6 separate regions of the Homo sapiens genome follow, and regions 2, 3, 4, 5 and 6 are each linked to region 1. Evidence: chromatin contacts called from ENCODE Hi-C or POLR2A ChIA-PET data. All regions are on one chromosome and are shown on one strand. Each heading gives the region's core, a stretch centred on a gene start or an enhancer-like site at or near the end of the contact. The rest is flanking DNA. Distances are from core to core; before and after follow the strand shown. Region 1 holds the start of PPP1R10 (protein phosphatase 1 regulatory subunit 10). Region 2 holds the start of PBX2 (PBX homeobox 2). Region 3 holds the start of WHR1 (winged helix repair factor 1). Region 4 holds the start of EHMT2 (euchromatic histone lysine methyltransferase 2). Region 5 holds the start of NEU1 (neuraminidase 1). Region 6 holds the start of BAG6 (BAG cochaperone 6).

What was found. A loop is a pair of places that touch in the nucleus more often than their neighbours do. ChIA-PET counts read pairs that join two places held with the same protein, here RNA polymerase II (POLR2A). Pooled maps may share reads with other maps.
Region 2: a pooled map shows a loop between it and region 1 (19-fold over the local background). The contact joins the promoter of PBX2 here to the promoter of PPP1R10 in region 1. A Hi-C loop is called at or near these places in 1 of 168 maps with a recorded cell type or tissue (naive thymus-derived CD4-positive, alpha-beta T cell) and 15 of 50 pooled maps. POLR2A ChIA-PET finds 5 or more read pairs at or near these places in 2 of 52 experiments (CD4-positive, alpha-beta T cell and activated CD4-positive, alpha-beta T cell).
Region 3: a pooled map shows a loop between it and region 1 (9-fold over the local background). The contact joins the promoter of WHR1 here to the promoter of PPP1R10 in region 1. A Hi-C loop is called at or near these places in 4 of 50 pooled maps. POLR2A ChIA-PET finds 5 or more read pairs at or near these places in 2 of 52 experiments (GM12878 and K562).
Region 4: a pooled map shows a loop between it and region 1 (8-fold over the local background). The contact joins the promoter of EHMT2 here to the promoter of PPP1R10 in region 1. A Hi-C loop is called at or near these places in 8 of 50 pooled maps. POLR2A ChIA-PET finds 5 or more read pairs at or near these places in 3 of 52 experiments (BJ, HEK293T and MCF 10A).
Region 5: a loop to region 1 is called in a map of CD8-positive, alpha-beta T cell, with 23 times the contacts of the local background. The contact joins the promoter of NEU1 here to the promoter of PPP1R10 in region 1. A Hi-C loop is called at or near these places in 1 of 168 maps with a recorded cell type or tissue (CD8-positive, alpha-beta T cell) and 6 of 50 pooled maps. POLR2A ChIA-PET finds 5 or more read pairs at or near these places in 1 of 52 experiments (activated B cell).
Region 6: a loop to region 1 is called in a pooled map, with 26 times the contacts of the local background. The contact joins the promoter of BAG6 here to the promoter of PPP1R10 in region 1. A Hi-C loop is called at or near these places in 3 of 37 single-sample maps with no recorded cell type and 14 of 50 pooled maps. POLR2A ChIA-PET finds 5 or more read pairs at or near these places in 9 of 52 experiments (A673, GM10248, H1 and 5 more).

What each region holds. Positions count from the first base shown.
Region 1 is chr6:30,615,798-30,618,647 of GRCh38, reverse strand. It overlaps PPP1R10 (protein phosphatase 1 regulatory subunit 10), which reads left to right and starts at 1,405. Exons shown (of 20, transcript NM_002714.4): 1 at 1,405-1,424; 2 at 1,650-2,170. MRPS18B (mitochondrial ribosomal protein S18B) reads right to left here and starts at 808. Exons shown (of 7, transcript NM_014046.4): 1 at 705-808. The coding sequence starts at 782. RefSeq lists an enhancer at 579-1,147.
Region 2 is chr6:32,188,704-32,191,553 of GRCh38, reverse strand. It overlaps PBX2 (PBX homeobox 2), which reads left to right and starts at 1,352. Exons shown (of 9, transcript NM_002586.5): 1 at 1,352-1,859; 2 at 2,758-2,831. The coding sequence starts at 1,639. GPSM3 (G protein signaling modulator 3) reads left to right here. Exons shown (of 4, transcript NM_001276501.2): 4 at 51-788. The coding sequence ends at 188. RefSeq lists a silencer at 432-610 and enhancers at 997-1,565, 2,718-2,850.
Region 3 is chr6:31,970,929-31,973,778 of GRCh38, reverse strand. It overlaps WHR1 (winged helix repair factor 1), which reads right to left and starts at 1,416. Exons shown (of 7, transcript NM_004197.2): 1 at 1,268-1,416; 2 at 1,022-1,158. The coding sequence starts at 1,367. It overlaps DXO (decapping exoribonuclease), which reads left to right and starts at 1,641. Exons shown (of 7, transcript NM_005510.4): 1 at 1,641-1,850; 2 at 2,098-2,459; 3 at 2,632-2,850. The coding sequence starts at 2,104. RefSeq lists an enhancer at 1,144-1,854.
Region 4 is chr6:31,896,255-31,899,104 of GRCh38, reverse strand. EHMT2 (euchromatic histone lysine methyltransferase 2) reads left to right here and starts at 1,407. Exons shown (of 28, transcript NM_006709.5): 1 at 1,407-1,469; 2 at 2,116-2,182; 3 at 2,281-2,499; 4 at 2,589-2,842. The coding sequence starts at 1,428. It also overlaps a transcript of C2 not described here. RefSeq lists enhancers at 890-1,484, 1,568-2,264.
Region 5 is chr6:31,861,464-31,864,313 of GRCh38, reverse strand. NEU1 (neuraminidase 1) reads left to right here and starts at 1,493. Exons shown (of 6, transcript NM_000434.4): 1 at 1,493-1,696; 2 at 2,123-2,315. The coding sequence starts at 1,538. SLC44A4 (solute carrier family 44 member 4) reads left to right here. Exons shown (of 21, transcript NM_025257.3): 21 at 566-1,122. The coding sequence ends at 687. RefSeq lists enhancers at 1-62, 63-686, 687-1,312.
Region 6 is chr6:31,651,229-31,654,078 of GRCh38, reverse strand. BAG6 (BAG cochaperone 6) reads left to right here and starts at 1,418. Exons shown (of 26, transcript NM_001387994.1): 1 at 1,418-1,655; 2 at 2,303-2,423. The coding sequence starts at 2,316. It also overlaps a transcript of APOM not described here. RefSeq lists enhancers at 810-1,389, 1,390-1,969, 1,970-2,549.

The sequences.
Region 1 (2,850 bases), core at 156-2,655:
CTCTGTCACCACTCTTCAGTCCCACTTTAGGGAGTGGCAGCTGGGCAAGCCTTCCTATCTCACCGTGCCCCACCAAGAACCTCCAGAGAGGTGAGTACACAAGACTGGAGGGAAACCTCAATTCAAAGGACGGAGTTAAGCTCTCATAACTCCGATAAGAAACTGATTTAATAAAGAGAGCTGAGAAACTGTCCTCAGGTCGTAAGAATATATCCTGACCTTATTGAGAAATAGCAAGGTTGGTAGAAATTGGGATCCCTAATTTCCCCAAGGACATTCCAGAGCAACACAGATTTAGTCACCACTTGCATAGTTAACAGCTGGTTGTGGCGCTCGCTTGGGGAGTACATATGTTATGCTAAAATTGCAACGATACAGAGATTAGCATGGCCCCTTAATTAGTTAAATAATTTTTAAAAAGCTGGTTATGCATGACTGAGGGTGGACAGGGGTCAATTCCATCACTTAAGTTATTTTACTGAAATGGCATTTTGGAAAAAGGATGATACCTAACCCTGGCGTTTAGTCCTCGGCTCGGGATTAGAAAATGCGCGGGGTGTGGGGGGGGGGTTGCAGGAAGTACTGCCTAGACAGCTAAGACACACGTGGGAAGGTCTCCACTCGTGGATTCCTGACAGTGGAGCGACAACCTCGAGAAGGTATAACCAACTTGAGGTTGTGCAAAATGTCTTTCGAAGAGTTACCTGAACTCTGTGAGAACCTCGGAAGAGAGATAGCATAGGAAGCCGCCTCAGCACGGTGTTTAATACAGACGCCGCCATCTTGACGTACGCCCAGGACAGGAATTGACGGAAAGGCAACTGCGCATGCTTCAGGAAACTGAGTAGGGCAGGGCCAAGGACAAGCCCGCAGTGCGGAAGGCGGCCCCACGTTTGCGTCAGGACGGAAGCGTGAAAGGGAAGGCATGGGGGAGAAGCTAATTTCAACTGCGTCACAATCGAATTAGACCCCAAAATTGCGGTTTTTTTTGGCCAGTCACTACGACTCTTAGATCGCATTGTTAAAGTTTGCCTTTTAAGCAATTTTGAAGGCGATTTTTAGCGGTATCCTCTCAGTGCGCATGCGCTCTTAGGTTTCTACCAATCCTGGGTGAGAAATGTTCTCCAGGGCGGAAGTGGCGGAAGCAGAGGAAAGGGAGGTGCTAGGCTCCTGGTCACGCGCACGCGACAGGGAGGCAGGAAGGAGGCGGAAGAGAGTGCCAGGGAAAGGGGCGGAGCAAAGGTGAAGTGAGAGTAGCCAATCAGTTGGCGAGTTGTCATTTGGGTTGACCAATGAGTTCACGCCTCGCGTATAATGTCTCGCGACAAGGGCGTTTCACTAGCACGTTTGGGCGCGTTGGGCGGCGTCCGGGTATAAAAGACTCCACCCGAGCGGGCGGCCGCCATTCTGGGGTTCGTTTAGAGGTAAGTTTGCCTACTTTGTCGTCTAGTGGGTAAAATTTTGCGGAGAGCGTTGGATCTGGGAAGCGGGATAGGGATGGATGGGTTCATTTGAGAGCCACGGCTTAAAGCGGTTGCGATCAGGATGGGACACAGGTTTGTTTGGGGACAACAAAGATGGCATTTGTGAGTGTTTTGAAGCAACCCGTACTGATTACATCTTTCTCCCTTGTGTTCCTTTTATCCCAGGTTTGAATTTTCTCGGAGAAAGACAGGCCGGCCACGAGGAAAACAGAAACAAGCCGCAGCAACATCTAAGCCCTTGAAAGGATCCTGAGAGAGGGGGGAAAGGGAAAACAGCAGCCACCAGCCCAACCACTTGTGTCTTCTGCCCCTTCCCACCTATCTTGCCCACCCCACCAGCCCACGCTGCTTGGGACTTGAAATCTGTGGCCGAAGGACCGTCACTACATAACTTCAAAAATAATCAACCACCCTCCCTTCCCAAACCACCCAAATTCACTCATCCAGCGTTTACTTTTTTGAATCCACTCAGAACTTTTTTCTGCGACCCCCCTCCCTAAATGGAGTTGGGTGGGGGGGAAATGAATACTGAGTTGGCCTTTATTTTTTAAAAGACTTTTTGATCCAATGAGGCCCCCTAAATAATTGAGTTTTGGGTCCTGGTTGGTTGTTTTATTTTTTTTCCTCCAAAATTTTACCCCCTCCCCCCTGAGCCCGAGGTGCTGACGTCGCAAAAAAATTGGATAGTAAGTGTCGAATTTTCAAAAACCAGCCTTGCAACAAGAAATCAACGTTTCCCGTTGTGAAACCAAAAATAATGAGAGGAAGAAATGAGACCATAGAACAAATAGAGAACTGGAGAAGGACCAATCTGGTCACTTAATCTCCATTAAAAAGGGCCTGTGGGTCTAAACAGTCTTGTTCTCTCTCCCCTACCACCTATCTCTTCCCTGCCTTGCTGCAGGCAAAGAGAGGGTGGAGGGAGGGCCAGCAAGTGAGGATTTTGATGGTTAACCCTTGGTAATCCAGCCAATTTCCAGACTGCCAAAGCCATATGTGTTTATATAAGGAGGAATGGTTACCTTCCTCTGGTTAGCAGCAGTCTTCAAAAGGGTTAATGAGCTCACATACAAGAGATGGTGGATCTTGTGGCCCAGAAGTACCACTTCTTTGTGTGTGAGACAAGCAGGGTGCCTTTCAATTTGCCAGATTAATAAGCAATCTGTACATAAAGATTGCAGGGTAAGGAGATGGGCAGAGAGAAGTAATAGCTCGCTATAACTTTTTAAATGACTGTTAAATCCTCTCAATTTTAATGTAATTTGCTTGGGGTATATTTGTGTGGTTAAAATAGGTGGCAATCTAGGAATAAAGATTGCAAGACACTTAGGACAAAATATAATCTTAGTGCCAGTACATACAAGAT
Region 2 (2,850 bases), core at 103-2,602, 1.6 Mb before region 1:
CCTCCTCTCAGACCCTCACCAAAGCTCTCCCTCTCCCTCCACTCCTCCAGTGCCAGCGGATGGAAGCCCAGCGGTCAGAGCCTCCCCTCCCTCCAGGGGGGCAAGAGCTCCTGGAGTTGCTGCTGAGAGTTCAGGGTGGGGGTCGAATGGAGGAGCAAAGGTCCCGGCCCCCCACACACACCTGCTGAGACTTGAGCCCCAACCAGCCCTTCCTTGCCACTGGTCTCAAAGCTGGGCAGCCCATTGCATGCCCTCAACTCTTGCTTGGCAGGGGTACCAGAGACTGAAAGACACGGCACAAATCTCAATATTCATCTCCCACATCACCTTCCCTGGGAACTGGACAGGGTGAAAGTCCTCAAACTCTGGGAACAGGCGAGATGGAACAGGGATTTAACTCCCCGCCCACAGGTCCATGGGAGCTTGAGGCAGTAAGGGGGATCCCAGGCACCCATCTCAAGGAGTGGCTGGGAGTCTTTTCCCTAACTTGTGGGGACACCACCAGTTGTCAAGCTACTAGGCAGTAGGGTCTGAGGGCTCAGGCCTCCACCTGAGAGGTTATAACCTGAGAGACAGCTCTACCCTTCCTCCCAGTAAGAAGGGAAGGTGGGTGGGCACCTGAGAGATTAAGACTATTCTCCCAGTCCCACTACCAGCACCCCCGATCCCTGAGACTGAGGGGTTTACGGGCTGTGAATGGACCTTCAGCCCTGCCCACCCTCCCTCCCCACTGCTGCTGAGTCTGTCTGATGTTTTGGTTGTGTGAATAAATATAATTCCCCTCTGGACTGCAGACTGGTATCTGGGGGGCCCAGGCGGGGTGAAAGGTAGGAAGGTGAGGCCAGAGGCCTTTTCTCTCCCCAGTCTGGCCAGAGGCCAGCTCCCCTCCCCGGCTGGTTAATTACTGGCTCATTAAGCAGCGGCTGGAGACCTCCCTAATTATCTCCCCCAGCCCCCCTCTTCGGTTTTAATTAAGTAGAACAGGGAGGGGAGTCATTAGAACAAGAAATATGAACTGAGCTGCCGGTGAACCCAGGCATTCCAGCGGCCTGAGTCCACATCGCTTAGATCCCTGATTCAGGACCCAGGTGACAGACGCCCCCAGCCGCCAACACAGCCCCACTCCTAGGCCGCGGAAGTCCAGCCAGGGGGCTTTCCCATATCTTTCAGATGGCCCGTCTCCTCCCCTCATCCCCTCTTCCCTCTCCCCTCCTCCACTAGGTCTCAGTTCCTCTGTTTCTGTGTCTCTCTCTCCGCCCCCAGCTCCTCCCTGTTCCTCCTCTCTTCTCCCCTCCTCTTCCTCTCCGGCTCCCCTCCCCCAGCCTCCCTCCCTCGCTCCCCCCCCTTCTCCCTCCTCCCTCCTCCCTCTCTCTCACACACACCCCCGCTTGGGCCTCCTCTCTCTCTCCGGCTCCATTTTCTCCGCCGCCGGGGGCCGGGGTCTCCTGTGGGGGGCCCAGCCGGTATCCCAGGTCTCCCTTCAGTGCCGGGGTGAACCCCCGGGGGAGCCGGGAGCCGGGGGCAGACGGGCGGGGGTTGGGGCGGAGGGAGCAGCGGCCCCAGCGAGTTTGGGGGGAGAAGTAACCAGGCGGGGGGAGGGGCGGAGCAGGGAGGGGGCCTCAGGGCCCCCCCCCAGCTATGGACGAACGGCTACTGGGGCCGCCCCCTCCAGGCGGGGGCCGGGGGGGCCTGGGATTGGTGAGTGGGGAGCCTGGGGGCCCTGGCGAGCCTCCCGGTGGCGGAGACCCCGGTGGGGGTAGCGGGGGGGTCCCGGGAGGCCGAGGGAAGCAAGACATCGGGGACATTCTGCAGCAGATAATGACCATCACCGACCAGAGCCTGGACGAGGCCCAGGCCAAGTGAGTGCCCCCACTCCGGGACCCCACACAGACCCAGCAAACCCCGTTCACATGTTCTGAATCTTCTGGGAGCCCCCCCCAACTCCAGGGCCCTCTCCAGGATCCAACAGCTCTCTTCTCTCCTTATTCCTGGGAGCCCATAGAAAAGTGATCCCTCTCAAACCTCCCTTCACCCCCAGGCCCTGAAACCTTCACAGAGGGAACCCCCGGTGGCCCGGCTCCCCACTCCTAACCTTTTGCCGACCCCTGCAGTCTCCTGGAACAGCCCCATCCCCGGGAGCCCCCTCTGGCTCCCAGACTAAGAAACTGTTCTTGGGCTACGTTATCTTCTCCCCTAACTCTCCACCCAGCCCCCTCATTCTCTCCAGATGTGGAGACCTCCACACCCTCTCCAGAGCCCCTAAAGCTCCTCTCCACTGCTCAGCCAGACACTAGGTGCATCAAAGCCTCCCACCTGCTCAGCCCCAGGACCCCTTCACACACCCTACACTGATCTCCCCAGTTAGCTCGGCACCCCCAGCCCCACTCTGCCACCTCAAACTCTGACTCTTCTCAACCCCAGCCTCTGTCTCTCTCCCTCTGAAACCTACCAAGTCACTTTCCTTTCTCCATCCACTCCCAGATTCCTCCTCCTACCTTTCTAGACCATCTCCCAAAGCCCGCAGCCTTTAACCTGCTGCCTGCATCTTCCCTGTGTCTCCCTGAAGCTGAGGAGCTTCCCCATGCTCTGGGAGCTGATCTTTTCCCAAGAACTCCTCATTCCACCCCCAACTCATTCCACCCCCAATCCGCTTCCTCCCTCCGCAGACTGACCCTCCTCCCTCCTTGTTCTCAGGCCCCCTGCTCTGTTTCTCTAGCTCCTCAACTTTTCTCTTTCCCCACTCCCACTCCTCCCAAGGAAACACGCCCTAAACTGCCACCGAATGAAGCCTGCTCTCTTTAGCGTCCTGTGTGAAATCAAGGAGAAAACTGGTATGTGGGCCCCCCCCGG
Region 3 (2,850 bases), core at 167-2,666, 1.4 Mb before region 1:
TAATTTTGACACAGGCATAATAACTCAGCTCATATATTCAGTAACACTGCCTTAAATGATGGTGTTTCCCAGCATTGTGGATTTGACCCTATTAACTTCCACTCTAAACCTGGAGTCCTTAACCACGGACCTCGCAGGATTAGTAAAATATTTCCCCCCTAACTATACATACACCCTATGTATATGTGGCAAACGTGCATTTTTCTGGAGAGAGATAGCCATAGCTTTTATCACCTTCTAAAGATTACAAAAAGGTTAGAAATCACTCCTCTACCCACTCTTCCTACTGGATCTCACCACATCACAGAATTAACCACTTGCTATTCACACCTCCATGACTTGTAATTCTATTATCACTGGCCCAGAATTCTCTCCAACTCTCATATCCAACTGTCTAATACCTTTGTCTTTGGATGCTCCACATGCACCATCAACTCAACTTGTATAAAATTAAACACATTATCTGTAGTCCAACAACTAAATGTGCTCCTAATACCACCAGCCACGCAGTCATCTGGAAAGTCTGAGTTGTCCTGGACTCCTCCCTCTTCCTCACTCTCCTCTCCCTCCCTACTGCACTGACCTAATTTAGGCCTTCACCACTTCTCAGATGCAGTATCTTCTTAGCTGACCTCCCTGCCTCATCCACTATCTCCAATACACCATTCCCTCTCTCTATGATATTCTCTACCAGCCCATCGCCTCAGTGTAAGATGGAAACAACACTGATGTACAAGGCCTGTCATGATCTGACGTCTGACTGCACTCCCAGCGCTGTATGTTCGAACCATGCCCCATGACTCGGTTTCCCCAAAAGCCTCGTTCTTCTACCTCCATGATTTGAAATGCCCTGTACTACCTGCGGGACTTTTAACAGGGTCTCTGTGGCACCCCAGTGCCTGGCACAGTGCCCTCGCCTGAAAGGCCTAATGCTTGCTGAACGGCTGGCGGAGTGACTGAGTGACAGGGAATTCCAGGAGTTAGGAAAGGGGCTTCCGGCGGTCGCACCGACGCCCCTCACCAGCTGCCGGTCGGCCACGGTCCTGTCAGGCACAAGGCTGTACACCTGGCTCCTCAGCACGATGGGCGGCAGCGCGTCCTCAAACAGGCCTCGCGGGAACAGCTGCATGAGTTCTGAGACAGCCGCGCGCGCCGACCCTGGGCAGATAAATCGGCTCACGGACAGGGAACTGGGGCGGGGACGCGGTTCTAACAAAACTCTCGGCTACCGGAAGCGAGGCCCCACCCCCGGGGTTGCCATGGTTACCTGGCTCACCCCGAAGAGGATCCGACTCCACAGGCCCTCGCTTCCGCCGCCTCTTAACTCCAAAGGTCTCCGGGATCAGGTGATGCCTCTTCCAGCTCATATCCCGGGATTTTATGGTACCGGGGAAGGGGTAGGAATGGAGGGAAGAGAACCTGAAAATAGGGTCTTCCGGCGCAGAGCAGTGACGTACGGTCTCCCCGGGCGTCCCTCCTAGACCAGGTGATGACGAAAGGAGCGTCAACTTGTCGTCCCTCAGGCCCGTCAGTGCTGGGAGGGGCGGTGGCGACGCACATACCAGCATCACCTCCGCCAGGCCGGGCCCCACGCCGGCCGCGGATTGGCTCCCTCCAAGGGCACGCACGCCCGGGGACTCGTTGGCGGCGTGGAGGGGCGCCGGTGGCCACGTTGGTGTCAACCTCCTTCGTGAAGCTCACACCTCCCCCGCCCCGGGAGGGGTTTGCCCGCCACTGTCGCTGAATGATTGCATCATCGAAAGCAGAAAACCACTTTTGCATCCTTCGGCCTCTGGCGTGCCTGCCATGACGTCATAGCTCTGCGGAGGTGGAAGTTGGGGAGCTTTGAGGTAACTGGATTCTTGATCTGAGCGCAGACGTCCTTCCTAACCTCACTGCATTTGGAGGACCTGGAGGGAGGGTGGGTGAAGGGCAAGGAAAGAGGCAGGATGAGAGCTTGGCCGCGGTGGCGTCTGAGGGGCCTGAATGTTTCAAGGCCAGAGCCTGGCGATCAGGTGGCTCGCTTAGTCCTAAACCAGTCATCCTTCTCCAGGCCTCCTCTGTAGAATGGAAACTCTGTACCCCTGCTTGTCTTAGGACCTCATGGATCCCAGGGGGACCAAGAGAGGAGCTGAGAAGACAGAGGTAGCTGAGCCTCGGAACAAACTACCTCGTCCAGCACCTTCTCTGCCCACAGACCCTGCCCTCTACTCTGGGCCCTTTCCTTTCTACCGGCGCCCTTCGGAACTGGGCTGCTTCTCCCTGGATGCTCAACGCCAGTACCATGGAGATGCCCGAGCCCTGCGCTACTATAGCCCACCCCCCACTAACGGTCCAGGCCCCAACTTTGACCTCAGAGACGGATACCCGGATCGATACCAGCCCCGGGACGAGGAGGTCCAGGAAAGGCTGGACCACCTGCTGTGCTGGCTCCTGGAACACCGAGGCCGGTTGGAGGGGTGAGCAAAGCGTGGTAGGCAGTATATCTGGAGACCCGTACCTACCCTCTAAAATTAGGAGAGCCAAAGCCGGGGTGAGAATCAGTCCTTAGAAGAAACAAGACTATTCTTCGAGGGGAGCATCTCACTAATGCTTGTGTCAGACCTTCAGCCTGTAACTCCTGCCTCTCAGGGGTCCAGGCTGGCTGGCAGAGGCCATAGTGACGTGGCGGGGGCACCTGACAAAACTGCTGACGACACCGTATGAGCGGCAGGAGGGCTGGCAGCTGGCAGCCTCCCGGTTCCAGGGAACACTATACCTGAGTGAAGTGGAGACACCGAACGCTCGGGCCCAGAGGCTTGCTCGGCCACCGCTCCTCCGGGAGCTTATGTACATGGGATACAAATTTGA
Region 4 (2,850 bases), core at 158-2,657, 1.3 Mb before region 1:
CACAAAATAAAAAACAAAAAAAAACTTTTTTTTTTCCTTTACACTCTGGCAACTGCGTGTACATGACTATCCTGCCCTAGACAGCCTCTCCCTGTGATGCTGCGTTCTTAATACCTAGAGGTCACAACTCTGCATATCCCTTGCCTGAAGGAGCCCAGCCCTAAACATGGGAGAGGAGTGTGACAAGTGAGCTCCTCTGGTCAGGGACTCCCCCAAGTCCCCACCCCCAGCCCTCCACCAGTTCTGCAATCTCAACACTTAGCCAGGTACCTCACAGTACAAGTGATTGGCAGTCGTGGGGATGCACATGAACTCTATTTGAGGGACTTAGGATCAGTGCTAGGGATGAGCTACAGGTGGCCAACCTGCCCACGGAAATTGTAAGCAGGAGTCTGTTTGGTCATATTTTGTCTGGGGTAAATAGGTCATGTCTTCAGGAAAGCTAAAAAAAAAAAAAAAAAGCTAAGTTTGGATTAAGGTGCAGGGAAAACTACAATTCCCAGAAAGCTCTGGAATAGTTAACCAAAGAGAACTACAGTTCCCAGAAGGCCTTTAATTGGCCTCAGGTGCCCCACCTGCCTGTGTCAAATACTGCGTGTGAAATCATACAGATCTTTTCCAAACTCGACCAAAACGTAATACCTAAAGGGATGGTACCCTAAATACAGCTATCGAGATTGTCTATCTTGGTGTATATCATTTATACTTAAATTGTCCGCTGGGCTATGACCCACGGAGTACCTGACTGTGCTTATGAAGTGTTCGGCAAAAAAGGTTTACTTACTGCAGTGTCACCAGTCAGTAATGACGTTCGGGCCGCTGGGCTTACCTGGATCCCTAGTGCGTGTGAAGGTGTAACACGCCTGATATAAACAGAAGAGACATTTAGCCACAGGTTTTCAGAAGGGCACGCTGCTCCAGGGGACATGAAGCAGCATGCTAGAACCAGCCAAGAATAAAGGTGTCCTCCGCGTCCCTATCGCCCCTTCGTGCTCGTTAGAAAGAGCAAAAAGGCGAGGCCAAAACTGAGGCCAAGCCTTCTATCTGGTAACCCAAAAACTAGAAAGGCAGAAAAGCAACCAGAGGCGGGAAAAGCCCAACCAGGCCAGAGGAAATACAGCCGCTGCCGAGAGCCGAGAAGTTCAGAAGCTCCGCTTGTTACCTAAAACCAGATGGGGACAGAGACGCCACACCTGGGCCCAGGCGTGTCTCGCCCTCGGTCCCTGCAGAACTGAGGCCAGGAATGACAGGAATTCTCCCTTGCAGCTCCCAGCTTAGGACAGTCACAGCCATCTCCGAGGCCGCTCTCAGGGGAAAATGGCCAAAAAGCATGTAGCGGCTCCTTTAAGGCTCCTCCTCGCCCTCCCTCCCTCGCCCACGTGACCCGGGGCGGCCGCGCGCCGGCTCGGCCCCCAGCGCAAGCGGCGATGGCGGCGGCGGCGGGAGCTGCAGCGGCGGCGGCCGCCGAGGTGCGGAAGGGGAGGGGGAGAGGCGGGTGCATGCCCGCGCGCGCGCCCGGGGGAAGCGCGCGCCCGTGCAATGCTCCGGGGGTGCAACGGGGCCGGGGGGCCCGGGCGGGACTTGCAGCAATCCAGGGGGCCAGCACCGGGGGCGGATGAGGGGACCAGGGTGTGGGAGGTGGGGGGAGTGGGCACGGAGGCGCGCGTGCAGCCGCCGGCTGCCCCTGAGTGGGCGACGGGCGCCGGGGCCCCAGGAGCACGCGTGAGGGGCACGAGGGGCCGTCCACCGGGCTGGGGGGCAGCGGGTGCTGGAGGGGTTGGTGCCCGGGGTCCCCGCGGCCTGGGGGACAAAGGGGGAGCGGCGCGTGCAGCCGGGAGGAGGGGGCGGGGCCGGGGCGCGGAGGCCCCGCCCCCTCCCCCTCCTCTTCTCTCGGCCCCAGAGATGCGGGGTCTACCGAGAGGGAGGGGGTTGATGCGGGCCCGGGGGAGGGGTCGTGCGGCCCCTCCGGGCAGCCGAGGCCGCGGAAGGGGGGGGCCCCACAGAGGAAGAGGTAGGCCCCGGAGCCTACTCTCTCTTCCCAGGGCCCAGGCATCCTGGACCCCCCAACTCTCTACTGGGCTGACCAGCCCTCCTGTCCCTTGTCTCCCCTCCCAGGGGGAGGCCCCCGCTGAGATGGGGGCGCTGCTGCTGGAGAAGGAAACCAGAGGAGCCACCGAGAGAGGTGAGTGCAGCTAAAACGGGCCCCAATTGGACCGTCACCTTCCCTAAACACAGGATCTCCTGAGCCCTTAGCTCTGAACTTTTTCTCTTCCTCTACAGTTCATGGCTCTTTGGGGGACACCCCTCGTAGTGAAGAAACCCTGCCCAAGGCCACCCCCGACTCCCTGGAGCCTGCTGGCCCCTCATCTCCAGCCTCTGTCACTGTCACTGTTGGTGATGAGGGGGCTGACACCCCTGTAGGGGCTACACCACTCATTGGGGATGAATCTGAGAATCTTGAGGGAGATGGGGACCTCCGTGGGGGCCGGATCCTGCTGGGTGAGAGGCTGGGTAGCCTGGGGGGTTGGTGGGAAATTTCTGACTCTTGCCTTCTTTCTTATCTTGCCTTTTGCTTGCCTGTTTTCTAGGCCATGCCACAAAGTCATTCCCCTCTTCCCCCAGCAAGGGGGGTTCCTGTCCTAGCCGGGCCAAGATGTCAATGACAGGGGCGGGAAAATCACCTCCATCTGTCCAGAGTTTGGCTATGAGGCTACTGAGTATGCCAGGAGCCCAGGGAGCTGCAGCAGCAGGGTCTGAACCCCCTCCAGCCACCACGAGCCCAGAGGGACAGCCCAAGGTCCACCGAGCCCGCAAAACCATGTCCAAACCAGGAAATGGACAGGTGAGTGG
Region 5 (2,850 bases), core at 244-2,743, 1.2 Mb before region 1:
ACCCTGAGGTCAGGAGTTCGAGACCAGCCTGGCCCACATGGTGAAACCCCTCTCTACTAAAAATACAAAAAATTAGCTGGGCGCGGTGGCGGGCGCCTGTAATCCCAGCCACTTGGGAGGCTGAAGCAGGAGAATCGCTTGAACTCAGGAGGCGGAGGTTGCAGCGAGCCGAGATTGCGCTACTGCACTTCAGCTTGGGCGACAGCAAGACTCCGTCTCAAAACAAAGAAAAAAGATTAAAAAAAAAAAAGAGCCATTAGAGAGACTTCCCAGCAGGTGGCTGTAGCGGCAGGGGATTTTCTTACTCTACAGCATGCATCCATTCAGGGTTTGCCAGTCTCCTCCTAAGCGACTGACATGCATTTTTTCCGCTAATTCTTATCATCGCTCTATGCAACATAATATTCCCGACCCCACTTCACAGGAGGAAACTGAGATTACATAACCTGCCCGGGGGTAAGGGTGGTGGTGCAGCTTGGATTCCAAATCCCGCAGGCAGCTTGCCTCCCAGTCCCCGATTTCCTGGCCCCAGGGTCCGCTCTAACCGGTCTCTGTTGCGGCTCAGTGGAAGACCTGGAGCGGAACAACGGCTCCCTGGACCGGCCCTACTACATGTCCAAGAGCCTTCTAAAGATTCTGGGCAAGAAGAACGAGGCGCCCCCGGACAACAAGAAGAGGAAGAAGTGACAGCTCCGGCCCTGATCCAGGACTGCACCCCACCCCCACCGTCCAGCCATCCAACCTCACTTCGCCTTACAGGTCTCCATTTTGTGGTAAAAAAAGGTTTTAGGCCAGGCGCCGTGGCTCACGCCTGTAATCCAACACTTTGAGAGGCTGAGGCGGGCGGATCACCTGAGTCAGGAGTTCGAGACCAGCCTGGCCAACATGGTGAAACCTCCGTCTCTATTAAAAATACAAAAATTAGCCGAGAGTGGTGGCATGCACCTGTCATCCCAGCTACTCGGGAGGCTGAGGCAGGAGAATCGCTTGAACCCGGGAGGCAGAGGTTGCAGTGAGCCGAGATCGCGCCACTGCACTCCAACCTGGGTGACAGACTCTGTCTCCAAAACAAAACAAACAAACAAAAAGATTTTATTAAAGATATTTTGTTAACTCAGTAAATCTGTGACTCATTCTCTCCACGACGACAGGCGGCCTTTTTTTTTCCGCGCCCGGCTCTTTAAAATCGGCCCCGCCCCTGTGACGTGTCCTGGTGCCGCGGCCAATCAAAAAGCCCAATAAGGATGGTGCCAGTCCCTTCTTCACCCCAGCCAGTCCGCTTCCCGTTCGGGTCACGCGCTCCGGGCCTCCAAGAGGGCCTCCAAGAGGGCCAATCGGAAGGGCAAGCTTCGAGATGCTGCGTGATCACGTGGGAGGAGATGAGCTACTTGAAGACCAATTAGAGTCCGGGAAGCGCGGCGGGGCCTCCAGACCGGGGCGGGCTTAAGGGTGACATCTGCGCTTTAAAGGGTCCGGGTCAGCTGACTCCCGACTCTGTGGAGTCTAGCTGCCAGGGTCGCGGCAGCTGCGGGGAGAGATGACTGGGGAGCGACCCAGCACGGCGCTCCCGGACAGACGCTGGGGGCCGCGGATTCTGGGCTTCTGGGGAGGCTGTAGGGTTTGGGTGTTTGCCGCGATCTTCCTGCTGCTGTCTCTGGCAGCCTCCTGGTCCAAGGCTGAGAACGACTTCGGTCTGGTGAGTCACCCTTTGCATAGCCCCATCCCCGACCCGCGCAGGTGATCGACACCTAGTGTCCCCCGGAACGCGGGCGGCTGAGCCGACTTTCCGCGACAGGACCCTTTTCTTTCTCCCAGACCCCGTTTCCTCCTACCGCTCCCAGCCCCTCTCCCTCTCCGGGTCCCCGTCCTTCTCCTCATTCGAGCCCCTTCCTCTTTTGGGGTCCCCTTCCCTCCCTGAAGGCGCCTTCTCCTTTCGTAGACCCTCCCCTGCTCCGAGCCTCCAGCTTCGCTCCAAACTCCCCTTCGTGTTCCTCTTTCTTGTTCTGGGACCCCATCCCCTACTCGGGATCCCCATTAGATCCTCCCTCTCCCATCGGAACGTGGGTTCCTAAAACCCCCAAGACAAGTTTGTCTTTGTTGACCCTTCCTCCTCCCATGACAGGTGCAGCCGCTGGTGACCATGGAGCAACTGCTGTGGGTGAGCGGGAGACAGATCGGCTCAGTGGACACCTTCCGCATCCCGCTCATCACAGCCACTCCGCGGGGCACTCTTCTCGCCTTTGCTGAGGCGAGGAAAATGTCCTCATCCGATGAGGGGGCCAAGTTCATCGCCCTGCGGAGGTCCATGGACCAGGGTATAAAGATGTCTGGGTGAAAGAGCCGGTGCTAGGTTGGATGGGTGGGCAGCCCAATGAGCCCAAGGGCCCTGAGGATAGGGGAACTTAGAGGGTTGGTTGCCTGAGTCCCTGAGGGGTAGAGGGAACCCGAGAAGGGCAAGTGTCTAGGACAGTGATCTGGAAATTGGGATCACCAAGGAGTTGGACATTCACTTAGCAAACATTTATTGGGTACTATATACCTATACCAGGCACTATTTTAGGTTTCATGAATATAGCCACGAACAAAACAGATCAAAAATCTCTGCCCTCAGGATTTAAATTGTACTGGAAGGAGACAGACAAGCATAATAAACAAGTAAACTTTTTTGTCTGTTGCAAGGTGATAAATGCAATGGAGAAAAATAAAACAGGACAAGAGGTATAGATAGTGCAAGTGTTGGATTGCACCCTGGGACCATCGGAAGGCCTGAGGTCCCTAGCAGAAGGTGGGAAATTAACGGGAAGTGGTAGAAAGGGTACCTGCAGAGTGCTCACTCTGGGTTTCTTCCTC
Region 6 (2,850 bases), core at 169-2,668, 1.0 Mb before region 1:
GAGATGGGGTTTCACCATTTTGGCCAGGCTGGTCTTGAACTCCTGACCTCGTGATCCACCCGCCTCATCCTCCCAAGTGTGAGTCACTGCGCCCGGCCGAAAATTTTTGTAATAAAAAGCTAAAATGTGGTTAGGCACAGTAGCTCACACCTATAATCCCAGCACTTTGGGAGGCCAAGTCTGCAAGACCAGGCTGGGCAACATAGCAAGACCCCATCTCTATAAAAATAAAATTAGCCAGGTGTGGTGGTGTGCATCTGTGGTCCCTACTAGGGAGGCTGAGGTGGGAAGATCGGTTGGGCTCGGGAGGCAGAGGCTACAGTGAGTTGTGATTGCGCCACTGCACTCCAGCCTGGGCGACAAAGCGAGACCCTCTCTCAAAAAAATAAGCTAAAATGTTAACAGCTTTTTATTGGGGCAGTAAAGTACAAGTGCTCGATCTGGAGTCCTGTAGGCCTGGATTTGTCAATTCTGACACTTATGTTCGTCTAAGTGTACTCACTTAAAAAATGTTAAAAGCTCGTTAAAAGGCTTTTTAAAATAATACACAAAACCCGTAGTATATGGGCTGGCACAAGTGCTCATTAAACAGCTGCTTATTAGAACTCTTAACTAAAATATAACCAGGACCTGGGTATAAACTACGAATCCCAGAAAGGTTGGACACCCCAACAGCGATGTGTCTTTCTGGAGGACTCGCAGTTTCGCGGGGCCGAGGCCCTTGGCCCAGGGCAGGTTAAGAGAAGAGGGCACGGAGAGGCGGTAATGCCTCCACCCCCGGCCTTCGGAAGCACGCTGGCCGGCCTTTAAATTCCCCACGGTCAGGGTCTTGTCTTTCTGTCCACTCGGACTCCATTTGCTCCCAATTCTCAAACTCGGAAGCGCCTCTTTTCTTGACAAGTCGTGCAACTTAGTAGCACGTTTACTTTTCCTAAAACGTGTCATGTCCCCTTGGCCACACACCGACGAATGTGACGCCCACAGCCCTTAAAACGCCCACCCGGCAGAACCGAAATCTAGCCCAACCAAGCAACCGAGAACAAAATTGACCAGTGCCGCCCCCAAACGCCTACTGAAAGAGTAACTTCCGGAGGCACAGAAGAAAGGGCGCAGCGAGGGCAATAGGGTGGAGAAGAGTTTTAGCTGGCTAGGACAGTGCCGCCTGAAATTATCAGCCTGCCAAGATTTAAACATAGATGAATGTGGCATAATCCCCCATCTCCAAAGTCCAAGGTCCATACGACCGTCCATAGCCCCTCTCGAGGCAGTGGTAGAGTCCCAGCTGGTGACTGTTTTTCAGGCATTTACGGTAGCCACCTCAATCTTCTAGCGCTCAAGCGCGCGCACAGACGTGAACGCCGCCAGAGGGGGGAGGGGGTGGGGCGATGCTTAAGTGTCCACGCATCCGTAGTGCGACGCACGCAGGCGTAGTACGGTCCCCCGGGCGACAGCGGTGGCGGCTCCTCGGGGTGCTCGGCTCCCTCCCACCTAGGCCGGCCCCGGCCCGACTCGCCCTCAGAAACTCACTGTTTGGGGCTGCGGACTTTCTCGTCGTGCCCCACAAAAGTAAAGCTTGGGGACCTGGGGGGAGCCGGAAGTATCGCTTCGAGATCCCCAAATACTATCGGGGAAACGGAAGTGGCCGTCGGTGGCAGGTTTGGGGGAGACCGGAAGTGACGGTCCGTGGGGAAGTCGGGGGCGGAGCCGCGGGGTGGTGGGTGTGTGTGTGTGTGTGTGTGTGTGTGTGTGTGTGTGTGTTTGGCTGTGGGTTAGTTGTGCCGTTCTGCTGGAACACCGTGGGAAGGCAGTAGACGCGGGCAGTCAGCTAGCAGGTCTGTCGCCCCGTGAGTGCCGTTTCGGGTCTATAGTGAGTTAGGAGGGTTCGATGGGCGTGGCGCGCGTGCGCGAAACCACTTTCTCCGCAGAGTGTGGGGCGACCACCGCTTTCGCGTTGTCCCAGGATTTTCCGACCTCTGGGGCGCTTGTCCTGCCGTGACCGGTGATGACACTAGTCTCTGGTCTCGTGCTTCCTTCCTAATCTGACTGGCTCCCTGCTTATTGTGATTGGCGTCGTGGAGCCCCTCCCACCTCTCGTCCTCCAGCTCCCTAAGCCGTCGATCTCCTGCCCTTTGTGTTTCTCTCCCTGTGCCCCGGAATCAGAAGGGGGATGGGGACAGGTGTGAATGTGTGTGTGTGCAGGAGAAACTTTTTAGGTATTGGGGCAGGGATTAATGCTAGGGAGTCTTTCGGGTACACTCTGGTCTGGGCAACAGCGGGCCTTCCTTCCTTCGTTCTTCTTTAGAGACCTGTCGGCCATGGAGCCTAATGATAGTACCAGTACCGCTGTGGAGGAGCCTGACAGCTTGGAGGTGTTGGTGAAGACCTTGGACTCTCAAACTCGTACCTTTATTGTGGGGGCCCAGGTGAGACACCTCACTAGTTCTGGAAGACACCTTTAGCTTTTCCTCGTTTAGGCCCCTTAGCCTGAGAGATGAGCTTGATTTTCTGGTCACCAGATTTTCTTTTTTTTTCTTTTTTTTGAGATGGAGTCACGCCCTGTCTTCCAGGCTGGAGTGCAGTGGCGCGATCTCGACTCACTGAAACTTCCACCTCTTGGGTTCAAGCGATTTTCCTATCTCAGCCTCCTGAGTAGCTGGGATTATAGGCGTGTGCCACTATACCCAGCTGATTTTTGTATTTTTAGTAGAGACGGGGTTTCACCATGTTGGTCAGGCTGGTCTCGAACTCCTTACCTCAGGTGATGTGCCCTCCTCGGCCTCCCAAAGTGCTGGTATTACAGGCATGAGCCACCGCACCTGGCCTCAGATTTTATTTTTATTGATCCCTTTG